2 separate regions of the Homo sapiens genome follow, and region 1 is linked to region 2. The links are chromatin loops, found by intact Hi-C in ENCODE. Cell type or tissue: dorsolateral prefrontal cortex. All regions are shown on one strand. Links, peaks and the distances in the headings refer to the core of each region. The heading gives the core; the rest is flanking DNA. Region 1 has its middle 75 kb from the start of DHCR7. Region 2 overlaps SHANK2 (SH3 and multiple ankyrin repeat domains 2).

The links. Hi-C counts contacts between places; a loop is a spot of excess contacts. Peaks named below come from ENCODE experiments on the same cell type or tissue, not always from the same donor. Only the 100,000 strongest peaks of a DNase experiment are listed, where the experiment ranks them.
Region 1: a loop joins it to region 2, with 2.6 times the contacts of the local background. A loop is called at or near these places in 9 of 110 quality-filtered maps.

Annotation. Positions count from the first base shown.
Region 1 is chr11:71,369,003-71,377,919 of GRCh38, reverse strand. No RefSeq gene overlaps it. Among named protein-coding and RNA genes, the nearest start is that of DHCR7, 75 kb to the left of the region's middle. RefSeq lists a silencer at 3,978-4,027. In dorsolateral prefrontal cortex, for the core only: CTCF peaks have their summits at 4,774 and 4,974 (motif pointing right); DNase peaks (open chromatin) are centred at 4,996 and 6,797; H3K27ac peaks cover 972 bases.
Region 2 is chr11:71,110,226-71,119,142 of GRCh38, reverse strand. SHANK2 (SH3 and multiple ankyrin repeat domains 2) reads left to right here. Exons shown (of 26, transcript NM_012309.5): 4 at 111-314; 5 at 5,779-5,850. Among named protein-coding and RNA genes, the nearest start is that of SHANK2, 140 kb to the left of the region's middle. In dorsolateral prefrontal cortex, for the core only: a CTCF peak has its summit at 4,497; a DNase peak (open chromatin) is centred at 4,482; H3K4me3 peaks cover 514 bases.

The sequences.
Region 1 (8,917 bases), core at 454-8,453, 260 kb before region 2:
ATAAAGTTCTGGAATTCAGAGAGCCTATTGGGGAAGGTGTCAGGGAGCTGGCAGCACGTTCAGGGATCATACAATACTAAATTTTGTTCAGATTTCAGGAGAAGAGGAACTTAACTTTGGAATCTGGTAATTAAACATTTCCAGAGGAAACTTTCTTAAAATACTACTTAAAAATAAGGACAATACTGTGATCTTACTCATATGTTTAATTTCTGTTCAAGTCATTGCTTGGACTTGGTAATTTTTTTAAACAAAGCATGACACAATGTTAAACTAAAGAAGCCCTAGATAAGAAGACTTTTTGAACATACTGAAAGCTTCAATATGAAACCTATCAATTTCCTGAAAGTTAATGAACAACGCAACTTTCAATTTTTGTGTCTCCAAAAAGAATCAGGCCAGATAATCTTCAAGATGGCTTCCAACTCTGGCCAAAGTTATTCTGCATGCACGTCTTTCCAGCATCAGAGCTTGCTTATGTGTAGAAGATTGTTGAATCCTTGACTGAATCCACTGTGTGTGTTCTTTAGAAAGAGGGGCATAGCTTAAGAGGAAAAATGATCATTTACAAATTAAAATGATCCAATGTAATGAGTGAACTGACTTAGTAAGTATTATTGAAGCCCTCAAGTTTGCTGTCTGCCGACCCACATGGTTGGCTCTGGCCATGGAACTCAGCAGCCAGAAGATGAGAGGAGGAGAGGGAAGTGCTGGTCCACCCTGAGCAAGGAGCAGCCAGTCATCACAGTCATGGCAGAAGTTATTATCTCAGGCTCATGGCAGCCACTTTGCTGCACTCTATGTGGGATGGAAGCCTGTATTTTCATTTAAAATTCTGTACAGCACAGAGAAGCCATTGGTTTAATCCTCATTTCAAACAATCCCTATCTTCCTGAGGTTGAAATAATGGGGAAAGGGGAACTGCCAGTCCTGGCTCATTATGTGATGTGTGATTTCAGGGAGGTTGCACCACCACTCTGATACCCCCTCTGCTCATCAGTCATGAGGTGACAATTTGCTCTCTATCCCTATCCCTATCCCTAACTCTATCCCTATCTCAGTCTCTATCTCTGTGTCCACTCCTATCTCTATATCTATCTTGAACCCTATTCCTATTTCTATCTTTATTCTTGTTGTGATTTGAATGCCCCCCGCCAAAATTCATGCTGAAATGTAATTTCCATTGTAATAGTAACGTTAACAGGTGGAGCCTTTAAGAAGTGATTAGGTCATCAGGGCTCTGTCCTCATGAATGGATTAATGCTGTTATCTTGGAAGTGGGTTAGTTATTGTGGGAGTAGTCTCCTGATACAAGGATAAGTTCATCCCCCCATTTGCTTACTCTGTTTTGTGTGCTTGTTTCCACCCTTCACTCTTATATCATGGGATAACACCAGATGCAAGTGCCATGCTCTCAGACTTCTCAGCCTCCAGAACCATGAGCCAAATGAACCTTTGTTCTTCATATAATAAATTACCCAGTCTGTGGTATTGTTATAGCAGCAGAAAATGAAATAAGATAATCCCTATCCCTATTTGTCTTATCCCTAACTCTATCCTCATCTCATTCCTTTACCTATCACTAACCCTATCCCTCTCTGTCTCTATCCATATCCGTACCCTTATCTCTAGCTCTATCTCTATCTCTATCCTTTTCCCAATTTCTACCAGTAGGGCTGTTATACAAATGAGTGTGAAACAGCAAATGCAAGACACTTTGTAAGCGGTAAAGTTCTCAGCAAACTCAGGGAGGGGGATGCTGGCATAAACCAATGGTTCCCAAACCATCCATCAGAATCACCTGGAGGGTCGATTGAAAACAGATGGCTGGGCCCCACCCCAGCATTTCTCAATCAGCAAGAATTTCATTTCTAACAAGCTCTCAGGTGTTGGTGCCACTGCTGATCAGGGGACCAGCATTTCTTGTGGATCTCTACGGTGGTCTTTTTAGGTTATACTGGGACAGGCAAATACTTCCTGGTAGTCTCCACCACAAAAGTAGGATATACTTTGTTAACACTTACAGAATTTTTTAAAAAATGTGTTTATTAATCATGATTATGCTATGAAACAGGTACTGTATTTATTTAACCGATGGACCTAAGTTGAGTAAAAATATTTTTAAGGTGTTCAGAGATAGGGTAGAAAGTTCTAGAACTGCCTTCCTCCAACCTGGTCTTTCCCAAGAACTGACCCAAACCAGGGGCTCCCTTGGGAGCATGCCCTATCTCTGTTTGAACCCTAGCACAGTGATCCTTGGCCAACTGCAAGCCTTGGCAAGTCCTCTTTGCAAAAGCCCTGTGTCTGCACCCTGATTAGTATCACTGGCACTTGTCTGAAAGTGGGCTCTCATTCTCTCTCTTCCTCCTGCCTTTCTCCTTCTGGGCAAATTTGGACAAAAGCTGGCATCTGCTATAATTCACATCGTATGCCATGTCCTCCACCAAGGCTGTGAACAGGAGCCCGGGCATCTACAGAGGGGACTCTATGGAAAGATAAGTAACTGGAACTTGTTTTGTTTGTTTCTCAAACAAACAAAAATCATAATCCTGACTCCATTCTCCTTAATGCACTACCAAGTTCTGTAATTCAGAACAAATGATCATATTCTCACTGTACTGCCTGTTTTTCTCTAAGAAAATATTCCAAATTGATTTTTAACTCATAAGAATTAATGAAGTTGTCGACTTGGCAAAGAGACTTCTGCACTCCCACACTGATTGCTTCATTGTTCACAATAGCCAAATTATGAAATCAACCTCAGTGTCAATCAACAGATGAATGGATAAAGAAAATGTGGTATAGATATAAACAATAGAATACTATTCAGCCCTAAAAAAGAAAGAAGTCTTGTCATTTGCAATGATATGAATGAACTCGAATGACACTATATTCAGTGAAATAAACTGGGCCCAGAAAGCCAAATACTGGATGTGATATCTAAAAATGTCAAACTCATTGAAATAGAGAGTAAAATGGTAGTTATCAGGGGCTAGGGTAGGGGAGGAGGATTGAGGAGACGTTGGTCAAAGGACACTTTCAGTTAGGAGGAATGAGTTCAAGAGATCTACTGTACAACACGATGACTATAGTTAATAACAATGTCTTATATACTTGAAAATTGCTAAGAGAGTAGATTTTAAATGTTCTCATTAGGAATACATAAGTATTTGAAAAAATTATTTTTCTGCCACATATCTAAAACTAAAATAAAGTTGTTAACTTGGGGTTCATGATGGTACTACCATGTACTGTAGTGGATAGTGGGGGGCTGAGATTGGGAAATTGTGGGTGAGCGAGGGTGGAGATCAGAGGGCTTCCCCTCTATCCTAACCTACCCAGTGTCTCCCTGTTCTGCATTTCCCAGAATCCCTTGCAGCAAGCTCCTAATGGAAGCACCTGTATCTAATTGAACGCTCCTGCAGGACAAAGGCTCTGCCAGCACTGTTTGGCATTCCTGCAGGCAAGCCCCCGCACAGAGGTGTTGACCCTTCCTCCAGCAGCTTCCCTATCTGGGTGGCGTCTACAGTGGCCATCTCCTGACTCTGATGGTGGCCTGATTCTGGAGCTGGAGGAGGAGCTACAGCTTCCCAGTTGAGCAGGTGGCTTCCTGTTGGCAAAGAGGAAGCAGCTCCTTTGCTAGCTCGGTTTTGTTTTCAAAGTCGTTCCTGAATATTCAGTTCCACAACCATTTCTTCAGCCTCTCCAATGATTCTATTTGCCCCCCGTAACCTGAAACTAATTCCTTCTTGCTAAACTAGCTGCAGTGCATCCTGTTCTCTGAGACTGAGCCCCAGTGATATAGTGCAGGTATGCATTTCCCAGGGAGATACTCCATCATTCCCACCAGCTTCCTGAGAGGGCAAATATCCGAGAGAGGCTAAGAACCTCACCCACTTGTGATCCACAGGAAGTTCTGGTGGGCTAGCACTAGTGCAGATGTCCTAGAATACTTGAGGGGAATCAAATCACGCTGAACTTGTGGTAATACAGTGCTTCTAAAAAGTTCTTCTAATTTGCATTCTGCCCATCTGGAGTTTCAGTTCCTGGGTCTAATTAACACATTGCTCACCTGAAGCCATTTTCACTTTATATTCAATTCAACAATTCAATGACTTGTTTAATAAACATTCACTGAGTAAGCATTCACCGGACCCTATGCTAGGAGCTGGGGAAACAGACATACCTGCTGTAATTCCTGCCTGGGGGAGCTTAGCTGCTGCATAAGGAGGAGAAAGCCTAGAAATAAAACCACTGCATTTTAAGGCTATTATGGCCACAGCAGAAATTATGTATCAGGTGGTAAGAGGGGAGAGAGAATGAGGCAACAATGTCCTAGGAAACGTCTGTGACCACCAACTGTGGCGACTGCGAAAAGGGCTACAAATTCTTCCCCTTCCATCAGGAACTGGAAACTACTTCTTCATCCCTAGAATATGGGTTGGTCATGTGACTAGCTTTAGTCAATGGGACATTAGCAAACATGATGCAATGTTCCATGGACTAAGGGGTAAAAAGTAACTGTGCATTGGGATTCCTCTCTTGCTGTTCTTGGAAATCCTGCAGCCACCACCATGCAAACTGGCGGATGCACAAAAGACATATGGCCCAGTAACCCCCAGTAACTATATCTGACTCTCAGCTAATCAGCAGCCAACTGCCAAATGCAGGTATGAAACTACCTGACCACCAGCTGCCCACAGATGAATGAATAAGCCCAACCAAAATAAGCAGAGGAACCAGCGAGGCCCAGCCCAAGTCACTGGGCCACAGAATCATTACCTGATAAATAATTGTTCTTTTAAGCCACCAAGTGGCGGGATTGATACATCTACTCTGTGCCTAGATTTCTACTAGGCCTCCAGGCAGAGTTTCAGGAGAAATAGAAGAAATATTTCCTGTTTTCAAGGAACTAAGGCATCACATCTGAAATTTGCCTTTGGCATAGGGGACTGACTATGTCGTGGTATCCGTCTTCTGGGTCTGCCTTCTCAGTCCAGAAGAGGTCAGTAGTTGCTAACGCTCCAAGTGCTTTTGGTGTAAAAATCCATTCTCCAAAGGAGGTTGAGAATAGACTTTTCCATCATGGTCAAGGAATGAAGATGGTGGTAAGAGACTATGGCAATGAGGCAGGTATGCTGGTAGCAACAATCCCCATTGTCCTTCTTGCCAGTGTGGCCCAGAGGCTGGGGATTGAAAGGATGCTTGCTATTTGTTAGGTAGCCTGCGTGTGAATTCCAGCTTCACTCAGTATGGACAAGCTGTAATGCAAATCACTTCACCCTCCAGGGCCTGTTTCTTCTTCAGCCACATGGGCTGACAACACCAACTCCCAGGGTGTTGGAGGAGCAGATGCGTAGACATGAGTGGAGGGCTCAGCACATGCACACCCACTCCCTCTGCTCTCTCGCTGGCCCTGCAAAAGGGCAGGGAAGTGGCCCAGACTCCTTGTAATCCCAATGGTCATCTATGCCACAGATAGCCCTGGTAACTGGAAGGTTCAGTCAGAGTGGATCATTTGGTGCCTGCGAGGCCTGGCTCTCCCCACCAGGCTCCAACCTCCCTCCTCTCTTGATTCCCTGGGTCTCCTCATAGACTCCTCTCATCCTCCTTCATTTGTGCCTGTCTTTACTGCTTCTGGGGAGAGTGTCCTGCTCGCCTGGGGCCCTGGGCCTCCTTGCAATGCCACACTCTCATCCCAGCCCCACCCCCGAGTCTAGCTGGGCCCCTCTGGTAGGGTTGGGATAGAGCTGGCCAAATGAGGCCAGTGAAGGCCAGAGCTCTGGGGCAAGCAGCTTTCCTCTCTTACAAGCTGATGGTTGCAGAATGGGGCTCAGCCTACTAGAAAAAGCTGGATCTCCCTCAGGTGAAGCAGCAAACTCAGGGGGGATGGGAAGCTCTGCAAAGCCATCCCTAATGAGGCCAGCAGGGTAGTGCAGGGTACAGGACAGAGAACCAGGAACCAAGAGGCCTGAATTCTGTACCCAGCTTGGTAGTGCTGGGCCATTCTAGGACCCACACTCACACTAGGGACACAGCTCCTGCTGTTCCATGAGCTGCCCTATGGGGTCAGGACACAAATGGTGGAGCAGGAGGCCTTGCTCCCCTCCATGGGATCTGAGAGTAGAGAGCACAAAGCAGCTGCTACAGCCTAGACGTGTCTTTCAGATCTCTCGTCCTCTCTTTAAAATGTGTGCAGGTTGATACTCCTCTCCACAGTAGACCTGTTGGTTTTATGGTTAAATGTCTTAAATTACTTACCGATTAAATTATCCAATTCTTCCTCTAAAAGAAGAGTTGAAGGAAACTGACCTCTGGGAAGCTGTGCCCCATTGTCCTGAAAGTTCAGGCCCCTGCCAGGTGTCCCCAGATCAGAGGTCTTCCATCTCAGAGCAGCAGAAAAGCAGCGCCCCCAAATGGCTGCGTCTAAGTTGTGCTGAGTGTATGTTTTTCAAAACCAATGTCAGGCAGAGAGTTTTGTGCTGGTGCAGGTGTTAGAGACTGCATGACGTCTCTGGAATTGTAGGAATTTTTGTTTGTTTGGGCAGAGGATTGGAAACATGGACGGCCTGGAGTGTGGGGAGTGTGTTTTCATGCTTGCTGTGTTTCTTCTCACTTCTCATCTCGTCTGAGAATGTGGCTGCGCTCGGGAAGCAGGCTCGCCCCTGCTGCGTGGTTGGAGAAAGTGAGGAAAACACAAGTTCTCGAGGTCATGTTTTCGGAGGCCTGCAATTGACCTGAATGCAGCAGGTGGCTCTCCTTGGAAGGACAAAGCGGCCACTCAGAGGCCTCGTGTGCAGGTTTTGTCTCACCAGCTGGCACCCATGCCCAGGCTGAGCACGAGCCAACCGCTGGCTGACAGGCCCAGCTGGAGATTTTCGTTTTCCCTTTCGCAGGAGGCTGATTCGACCCTGAAAGAGGGTGAAGCGGCCTCCCAGGGAAGCTGATGCAAAGTTCAGGTGCATCATATCAAGGGACTGGTTGCAGACCACCAGCTTGTTTTCCCCCTCAGCGCTTTTCCTTGATTTTTCTGTGAGATGGAAACTTCTCCCTCCTCCAGCCAGGGCTGGGGGCTGCCAAGTGAATGGGGAGACTGGGCAGTGAGACCTACAAAACCCATAAGTGGACCTGGAGGACAGTGGCAAGGTGGGGAACCCCTGTGGGGAGCAGCAGACCAGGAAGCACTGTGCAAAGAGCACCAGGCAGGGAGCATTGGGCTAAGGAACATCAGACCAGGACCATCAATACAGGGAGCACCATGCTAGAGGCACTTACTGTTCCAGGGAGCACCAGGTCCTCACCTGGTGCTGGGCCAGAAGCACTGAGCCAAGGAGTACTGAGCCAAAAAGTACTGTGCCAAACAGTACTGCACCAAGGAGTACTGTGCCAAGGAGTACTGAGCCAAGGAGTACTGTGCCAAGGAGTACTGAGCCAAGAAGTACTGCACTAAGGAGTAGTGAGCCAAGGAGCACTGTGCTGGAGTGCACTTAGGGTTGCCTGTGAGGTCAGGGCTCTGCCCAGCAGGCCCTCATGCAGCCAGGCCTGCTGCTTCACCTTGCAGTGCTTGGTCTGGGTCTCCTCAGCCATTTTTGGGCCTGAGCCCATCATCAGGGAGGCCAGTGAGCAGCCTGGGAAGCCCTGGTCCTGCTGGAAGCTGCAGCTCCAGCTGAGGCAGATGCCCCGGTCCAGGCTGGCTGGCGATGAGGGGCTGACAGTCAGTGCTTCCTGCCCTGCTCTGCACCGCTGTGCCTCCTGCCCTGCTCTGCACCGCCATGCCTCCTGCAAAGGCACAGCTCCACAGGCCCCTCTGGCTGTGCTGCTGCCACCGTCTTTTGTTTTCAGACTGCAGGGTTAAGAGCAGATATGGTAGAGAGACTGTTGGTATCCCACACCGGTCCATCTTGGCTATGGGATGTATTGCTACACAACAAATTGCCCCAGATCTTAGCAGCTTAAGACAACAAATGTATATTAGTCCCAGTTCTGGCCCAGGGTCTCTCCTGAGCAGGATTCCCAGCCCTGAAGACTAGAGGCACCGGTGGACAGAGCTCAAATCACCACTCAGTGGGCATCAGATTGGACGTGACAGAGAAATGCATCTGAGAATCGAGACTTGGGGATTGTGGGTTCCAGCAGTGGACCTGCCTAGATGGCAGACCTGCTCATGCTCCCCTCCTCCAGGAAGCCTCCTGGGAGTACCCCACACCAGGGCAGTTCGGGGGAGTCCTCTGTCTTCACCCTCGGTACCTGCAACAGGCACCAGGTGGTGGCTGCCCGGCTGTGGCCTCACTGCGGCCCTTCAGGAGCCAGCTCTGGTGTAGACCGCAAACAACCCAGCACCTGGTCCAGCCTCTGAAGGGCTGGGTTCCACTCCTGGCTCTGCCTCGTGCTTGTCCTCTGAGCCTCAGATTCCCTATCTTTAAAGTGGGCAGGAGGGTCCCTTTGATGAGGGTCCATGCAGCGGCGGATGTGAGGTGGGTTGTTGCCTGTACACCACGGTGGATGTAGCTCCACCACGGAGGAGCAGAGTGCATGCCACCCTCACCTCTGGCTGCTGTGGCGTCACCCAGGTGCGCTCTCTGGCACCTGTGCCCTTGCAGGGATCTGATCCCACAGCAGGAGCCTCCCACAGGGGCCACTTTTACAGTTGGGCCCTCCTGCTCGAGCAAGGACGCTGAGGAGTGTGGTTGTGAATTCTTTCACACCACAGAGGGCCCCGGGCACCTGCCCTGCTCCCTGGCCTCCGTGGGGACACTTTTCGGTCAGTGCAGCCATGGCGCTTGGCTGGGGAAGCCCCCACTGCCTCAGACGTCAGGAAAGGCCGCGTTACAGCTCCTGCTGAAACACCTGCTTGCCAGACACCCCGCTTAACCTTAAGGATGAGCCCTGGAGCAGCAGCCTGCCGGCGGGGCTTCCC
Region 2 (8,917 bases), core at 401-8,400:
AGTGTCGGGAAGGGGTGGAAGCAGCTTTGCCTCTCTGACCACGCGCCCCACATGGGTGACTCAGGTAGCGTCCTCTGTCACTCATCAGCTGTCTTTGTCCTTCCTGGCAGAAATGCATTCGATTTAACCCGGATGCCACAGTGTGGGTTGCAAAGCAGCGGATCCTGTGTACATTAACCCAGAGTTTGAAAGATGTCCTGAACTACGGCCTGTTCCAGCCGGCCAGCAATGGGCGTGACGGCAAGTTCCTGGATGAGGAGCGGCTCCTGCGCGAGTACCCACAGCCCGTGGGTGAGGGCGTTCCTTCCCTGGAGGTATATTTCAGCCCACAGTGCATGGACTGTGGTTGTGTCACAGCCTGGATGCCATGGTGGGTGGGGGAGACATGGTGGTGGGGCGAGACCAATTCCATTTGCATTGGGAAATTATCCCCACATTTAAAAATCAGTCTGGGGTCTTGAGGTTTGATATGATTTGGCTCTGTGTCCCCACCGAAATCTCACCTCTAATTGTAATCCCCACATGTTGAGGGAGGGACCTGTAATCCCCATGTATTGAGGGAGGAGGTGATTGGATCATAGCGGTTTCCCATGCTGTTCTCATGATAGTAAGTGAGGTCTCACGAGATCTGATGGTTTTATTATAAGTGTCTGGAAGTTCCTCCTTTGCTGTTCTCTCTCCTGCTGCCTTGTGAAGAAGGTGCTTGCTTTCCCTTCGCCTTCCACCATGACTGTAATGTTCCTGAGGCCTCCGCAGCCATATGGAACTGTGAGTCAACTAAACCTCTTTCCTTTATAAATTACCCAGTCTCAGGTATTTCTTTATAGCAGTGTGAAAATGGACTAATAAAAGGTTGCTTCTGATTTTGCCATGAATCTCACACTGTTGTACAACTTTTATACATTTTTTTTTCACTACAGATTCAAAGAATCCCTGCAGAGAAATCTTGCTGTGAATAATAAACCGTGGGTCTGATTCAGGCTTTCATAACCAGGACCATGGGCCCTGGGCATGGAGAACGGGGCTCCCCATGCTTCTCTGAGGGGTTTTAAATTTTTCCTTCCCAGCGCCTAATGGGTGGTGTATTTTCCTTCTCCACCTCTCCAGACACCAGCTGGATGTCAATAATTAATTCAATTCTGACACTAACTACAAGTTTAAGGGCTCAGTCCCATAAGACTGCCCTCCATAAACGTCAAGTCCCCAGGCCACCCACATTTCTGTCCCATTTGGCTGTGAACTAGGGGTTCCCACCACCCCCTTTTTGGGTTCCATCCCTTGCTGGAGCAGCTCAGAGAACCTAAGAAGGCATTTTAACTGCTACCCCTGGCTTATTACAAAGTGTACAAACGCACAGCTGATGAAGAGGTGCACTAGGCGACGTCGGGAGGGCCCAGCGTGCAGGAGCTTCCATCCCTGTGGAGTTGGGCGTGCACCACCCTCCCAGTATGTGGATGTGTTTGCTGGCTCAGAAGCCCCCAGGCCCCATTGTTGAGGTATTTTTATGGAAGTTTCATTACATAGGCATTACATAGGATGAAATCACTGACCATGGTGATTGGACTCCATCCTGCCAGTCAGCAGGGCGACTGGGAGTCCTGACCCTCGAGTCATAGTCTGATCCTTCCGGCCACCAGCCCCCATCCTGGAAGCTACCTGGGAGTTGAGAGTCATCTCATTAGTGCTCCAGAGATACTCTTATCACTGAGGACAGTACAAAGGTTTTAGGAACTCTGCCAGGAGTCAGGCACAAAGAAGGAATTTTTAAATTACATCATATTCCTCGCGATAGTCTGTTCTTTCATTGCTATACAGAAATAACTGGCTGGGTGAGGTGGCTCATGCCTGTAATCCCAGCACTTTGGGAGGCCGAGGAAGGTGGATCACCTGAGATCAGGAGTTCAAGATTAGCCTGGCCAACATGGTGAAACTCCGTCTCTACTAAAAATACAAAAATTAGCTGGGTGTGGTCATGTGTGCCTGTAATCCCAGCTACTCGGGGGGCTGAGGCAGGAGAATTGCTTGAACCCTGGAGGTGGAGGTTGCAGTGAGCCAAGATGGTGCCATTGCACTCCAGCCTGGGCGACAAGACTGAAACTCTATCTAAAACAACAACAACAAAAAAACCTGAGGCTGGCTAAGAGAAAGGAGGTTTAATTGGCCCACGGTTCTGCAGGCTGTACAGAAAGTGTGGTGCCGGCATGGGCTCAGCATTGAGGCCTCAGGGAGCTTGTTCTCATGGCAGAAGGCAAAGCAGGAGCAGATGTTAGGTGGCAAGAGGGGGTGTGAGAGCGAGCAGGGGAGGAGTAGTTCCTGGCTCCCCCGTGAACTAACAGAGCGAGAATTGACTGACTACCATGGGGAGGGCTCCAGGCCATTCAGGAGGGATCCGCCCCAGGACCCAAAGACCTCCCACCTGGCCCCGCCTCCAACACCGGTGATCACATTTGAACATGAGGTTTGGAGGGGACACACAGTCAAACCATACCATTCTCCAATTCATCTCTGAGTCCTTGAGTAACAGGGCGGCTGTGACCATCCAGCTGTTCTCAACAGCACAGCTTCACTTCTGCTTCCTGCCCGGGTGACCGGGGCTCTTTGAGCTGCTGTCAGCAGCCACAAGCTCCTGGGCCTCCCTCCAGAAGTGGCTGATCCGTAAGACGGGGCAGCCCTACACATTTCCACGTGATGCACGACCCCTGTCCCTACCTCTCTCACCCAGGCTTGCTACGCCCCAAGTTTACAGGCATTGTTTCCTGCAGTGTATACGTGTTGGGTTACGTCAGTTAAGAGAAGCCAGAAACGGATCATTTCTACTCCTGCACAACATGTTGGCATCATTCAGCGATTGCACTCATTTTAGCTTAGTCAACAGCAAGAGGCTGCATGTGTGTAATTGCAGCTGGCACTTGAGCAACCTAAGTGGGTTCTCTACTCAGTGACTAGGGATTCCTCTGAAGCCCAAGATGTCATGGACGCCCACCCAGGGCTAAGGTGATGCCGCGTCTGCACGTTTCTCAGTTCCGTTGTGACACTGAGGCTGAGGTTATTGGGATCCCCAGTGTGGACCATGTGTCAGATTCAGGGAGGGGTTTCAGTGTAGAAAAAGATGAGATGCCACTTGGAAGTTGTGTGGTTTAGAGCAAATCACTCAGCTGTCCTGGCCTCAGTTTGCTTATCTGTAAAATGGGTATCCATTGGGAAAAAAATTGTCATTGAGGGCCAACTAAGGACCACACACTTTTCTGGCACAGAAAAGTCAAGGTTCTGATCCCACGGACCTTACACTCCAGTGGGAGGTGATGGACCAGGAAGAGTAAATCCATGCAGTTCATTTCAGGGGCTGATCATTTCCATAACGGCAGGAAAACTGGGCGAGAAGACCAGAGAATTTGGGAGTCTCCTCTACATCTGGCCCCAGTACCTGCAGCTGTGCAACCTCGAGCCAGCCACCCATGCTCTCTCAGCCCCGGATTCCCATTCATGACATTGAGTGAATGTTAGTAGTGATGTCCGGGAGTGGTCGTGAGGCCCAGAGGAAGTGTTCATGGAGCAGTGTGTGCGTTGTGAGCCTGGCCATCCACAAGTCCCCAAATTGACTTTGCAGCTGCTGCTCTGGTTTCATTGTCATGAAATTGTTGCTGATACTTTGTTTTTTGTTTTGTTTTGTTTTTGAGACCGAGTCTCGCTCTGTCATCCAGGCTAGAGTGCAGTGGTGTGATCTCGGCTCACTGCAGCCTCTGCCTCCTGGGTTCAAGCGATTCTTGTGCCTCAGCCTCCTGAATAGCTAGGATTACAGGTGCCCACCACCACGCCCAGCTAATTTTTGCATTTTTAGTAGAGATGGGTTTCACCATGTTGGCCAGGCTGGTCTCAAACTCCTGGCCTCAGGTTGATCCACCTGCCTCGGCTTCCCAAAGTGCTGGGATTACAGGCGTGAGCCACCACGCCCGGCCAAAATTGATGCCGATACTTAGGTTTATTAATCTCCTTTGCATGACCCACTGCAAAGGCTGAGATTGGCTCAGGGATTGACACATTAGGGGCGGGCATCAGTCTGGGCTCTTTGCCTCAGATAATTTCAGCACAATATGGTGGGCTGCTTATGAAATGTTGGAGAAATAGCAAGAAAAAGGGTCTGTGGTCCTGAGCCGGTGTCCTCTGTAGCTATGGGCTATAAATGTTTGTGACTCTGGAATAAACACTCCCTCCTTGAGTCCTTTACCCTCCTGCCCCAGAGATGCTGTGGGCCCAAGCGGATTGTTTTATGTCTGGAAAGGGGCCCCGTGGAATTGAATTCCCTGAGACTTTTAAGCTTAGCCACATGATCATGAGCCTGAGAAGGCACCTGGCATCATTCTCAGTGGCTTCTGAAATCTGGACCAGAGGTGTGATTGGTCCCGGGGCATGGACGCACAGAACCTGCTGTCCTGAAATCTAGAATCAGAAGTGGAAGTTCTAAAATGGGCCTGTAGCTCCTCCTGCCTGCTCTGTTCTGGGAAATGAATGGATGCCCTTCTGACCAGCGCACTTTCTCCCCAAACTCTGTGCAGCCTGCGCTTCACAGAACTTTCCGATTTCACAGCTGGTTTATTTGGCCAGTTGAAAACAAAACCCCACAAGTATCAGTCTGTGCACAAGAATTTTGTCTTTTGTCAAATAGCCATTTTGTTTGGCGTGGTGGAGAAAGGAGACTAGGGTTGTTTATTTGGAAGCTTTTCTGTGAGATGCGACTTTCAGTTTCAGGATGAGCTCACCCGCCACCTGCCCCGCACCATCATTTTACCCAGGGGCGGTTTTTGCTGGCTCTGAGCACATGTGTAACCGTGCAGGGTGACGGCATCAAGGGCAGTAAGGAGGGAGAGATAAAGTGGACTTGTCTAGTGCCAGGTCTGTGCCAGGAAGCTCACATTCAATGCTCAGGCCACCCTGGGAGGTGGGTGCTATTATCCCCATGGGGCAGATAAGGAAACTGAGATGGGAAAGTGCCCAGCCCTGAGTTAACTCTGTGAGTTGAGAGCATTAGGGCTGGGATTGGAACAGAGGTCCCAGCTCCAAACTCCAGTGACTCCTAAATGCTCAGCATCCTTCCCAGACCTTCTGCAGCATCTCCAGCCAAGCGGGGGGCTGGAGGAGGGAGGAGGTATTTTAGAGTCTCACCAAGCCCACTCCGACAATGTTGCTTACTCCGTGCATCTGAGGAAGATGTGCTCCTTGGTTCATGCAGTGATGTAATTTCCAGTTCAAAGGAGGCGCTGCTGTTTGGAGGGAAAAACAGTGGCTTCAGCGATCTGGGCAGAGGTTGCAGGAGTACAGGAGGTGGGGCCTTTCCCAGCCCAGGCTTTTAGGGTGTGTTTTAACAAAGGTGGACAATGTAGGAGAAAAACCTGGTGTTTGAAGCAGCATCCTCATTTACCAAAAATGCCTTGCCAAGGGCTGATCCATTCCCCTGGGAGGAACCATAACCACTCAGTTAGCTGGGGAGCCGGTCACCGGGAGGGAGACCTCCCAGCTTCTCACCTGCAGGATCTTCCCTTCCCCTTGCTCCTGTTTCTTTATATGGCTTTTTAGCTAAACTGCTACAGAATCTTGACAAAAGTGATGCTGAGGATGTTGTAGGCTCTGGGGTGCAAATACCAGTCATTTATTTAAAACTGGAAGTTTGCTGTGGGGTTCCCCGTCTTCTGTGACATAGCCAAGGAAAAGGCCCGTTTTCCCTCTGAACAACTCTGAGAAGTATTGACTTGTTTTCTCTCTCTTTTTTGTTTTCTGTGCCAGTTTCGATACAAGAAGCGGGTGTATAAACAAGCCAGTCTCGATGAGAAACAGTTGGCCAAGCTCCACACGAAGGTATGCAGGGAACGGGCTGTTATTTACACGTTAGGCAGGCGGCGTCCTCCTTGTTATCTTGTTGTGTTATCTTTAGACGCTCCTCTTCCAGGGGCACCTGCTGTGTACCTGGCATGGCGTGTGGCTGGGCTGGGATGTACAGGCAGACTGGCCCTTACGGTGCACACTGCGGAGACCCACCCGGGAGGCAGCAGGGGCTGCTTAGTGTGGCCGTGGGTGCTGGGGGAAGGGAGGCAGATCCTACTGGCTGCTCCAGGGAGGGTCAAAAGCGGCATCTCTGAAGAGAGTGGGATCTGGACGCCTGGCGTGGTGGAGGGAAGCGGGTCCACAGTGAGCCCCGTATTAGTGTTCTGCTGTTGTTGCTTCAGGAAAAACCTTGTTAAAGTGCTGTTCACATAAATTGCACTGAAGTTAGACTGCAGGTGAGCAGCAGGGGCGTTGCACAGAGTGTTCAGAACCTGGCGGAATGCACTATGCCTTGAGCTCAGAGTCCCAGATAAGACATCCACACCATGAACACCCTGCTGTCTTTCAGGGTGCTGTGCGAGTCGAGGAGGAGGCGTGGAGAGGGGGCTGAGGCATAGGGTGTGTGGGCGGAGCACTTTGCTTAACCAACAGGAGGAGGAATCTGTAATACCCAGGAGGCTTTTGTCCTGGCCCCTGGCCCCTGGTGCTGTTCCTAAGGAGAGCCCAATTGCACTCCCTGCAGAGCATGGGGTGGAGAGTCCGGGCAGCTGCCTGAAGCGCTTCCCTTTGAGGGCCCTGATGCTCTCCAGGTGAGCTCCCCTGCAGCTGCGAGCTCACCAATGGCTTTCTCAGCCAGCAGGATCCTCTCGGTTTTTGTTTTGCTGCCCCTCCTCCTTATATCAGATGCATGCAAGGATTCTTTTTTGTTTGTTTGAGACAGAGTTTTGCTGTGTTGCTCAGGCTGCAGTGCAATGGCATAATCTTGGCTCACTGCAACCTCCGCCTCTCGGGTTCAAGCGATCCTTCTGCGTCAGCCTCCTGAGTAGCTGGGATTACAGGCATGCACCACCATGCCTGGCTAATTTTGTATTTTTAGTAGAGATGGGGTTTTGCCACGTTGGCCAGGCTGGTCTCAAACTCCTGACTTTAGGTGATCCATCCGCCTCGGCCTCCCAAAGTGCTGGGATTACAGGCGTGAGCCACTGTGCCCGGCAGGATTCTTACTGTGCTCACTGAGTTCTAATCTGTCATTATCATTATTGATTTTTGTGCTCAAGTTGTCCAGATGTGGGCGGCAGTTGCCCTTCCTGTGGTGTTCTGCCATGTGGTGCATCCCCACCATCCTTGACACACCAGCCACTTTATGGCACAAGATGCTCTGGGCTCTTCCGATACTTCCCCTGCCTCTGCCCTGGAATTTGCCTGGAAAGCGGTATTCAGACGGCAAGATCTGGGTGCTTCTGGGTTTTGGCTTTTGTTTTTTATCACCCTCTGATGTGCAGATAAAAACGTATTTGTGAATTTTAAAAATGCTGATTTGTAAATAGCAATGCAGGTTTTCAGTGACACCATGTGTAAGTCATGTGTTTGAGGGCATTTGATCAGTTCTAGTTCCGAAACATACAGAAAATGGGCAGGTGGAAATCTAGCACGTGCCAGGAGGTTGAAGGGCCCAGGAACCTGCTGTGTCAGAAGCCGCATTTGTCCCCCTTCTGTGTGTTTTGAGAGAGGTACGGAGTAGGGGCAAAGAATTAGGCTGGTGAGGAGTGTTAGACGCAGCAGGCGGAAGGGTGCCAAGTCCCACAGTCCTGCTCAGACAGCCCAGACTGGCTCTGGATGGGCAGAGAATCATGACTTTTCTTACAGCGAGGCTGGCAGAGGCTGGGAAAGTTCCCACCCCATCAGGTTGATCTGCGGACCATCATGACCTCACAGGAAATGAGTCCCGCACTTCACCTTGAGCCACTCGGGGACCAGGCATCGCTATTTCTGCCTGTGTGGCCATGGGGTTCACCACAAAGTGGGTTAAGTACCAATCTGCGGGCCTCACTCCCTGGGGATGGAGGCAGGAGGTGGGTCCTGGAAACTGGAGATTGGAAAAGTGCTCCAGCGGCCCAGCTGTCTCTTACGAAAGCAAAGGAGCATTCATAGCTCTCAGCAAGTGTCTGAGGCCATTTACGCTGCTTTTACAAAATACCTTGGGTAACTTATAAACAACAAAAGTGTGACTCTCACCATTTTGGAGGCTGCAAGTCTGAGATCGTGGCATCGGCAGGTTCAGCATCTGGCCAAGGCCCAGTTCCTGGTTTGGATGGCCATTGTCTTGCTGTGTCTTCACGTGGAGGAAGGGGCGAGGGAGCTCTCTGGGACCTCTTTTGCAGGGACACTAATCCCATTCACGAGGGCTTCATCCTCCTGACTTCGTCACCTCCCAAAGGCCTCACCTCTCCATACTATTACATTGGAGATTATTCAACCTATGAATTTTGCGGGGACACACACGTTAAGTCCGTAGCACTAGGATGGCGAACGGTGAGGGGATTTTAAACATTCATCCAGGATAGGCCGATTGTACTTGTCACGTGCCAGACACTGTGCTCACCCTGTGGTTCCAAAAGCCTCAGCTCCAGGAGCCTCAGGGCTTGTGGTGCACCCTGGCGAGGGTGGGTCTCCCGAGTGCACCAGTCAGGAACTTTCCCAGAGCCTGGAAAGACATTTGTTTTTCTTTTTTGAGACAGGTCTTTCTCTGTTGCCCAGGCTGGAGTGCAGAGGCATGAACACAGCTCACTGCAGCCTCGGCTCAGGCGATCCTCCTGCCTCAGCCTCCCAAGTAGCTGGAATCACATGTGCCACCACGTCTAGCTAATTTTTTGTTTGTTTGTTTGTTTGAGATGGAGTCTCGCTTTGTTGCCCAGGCTGGAGTGCAGTGGCGCGATCTCGGCTCACTGCAAGCTCCGCCTCCCAGGTTCATGCCATTCTCCTGCCTCAACCTCCCGAGTAGCTGGGACTACAGGTGCCCGCCACCACGCCTGACTAATTTTTTGTATTTTTAGTAGAGACAGGGTTTCACCGTGTTAGCCAGGATGGTCTCGATCTCCTG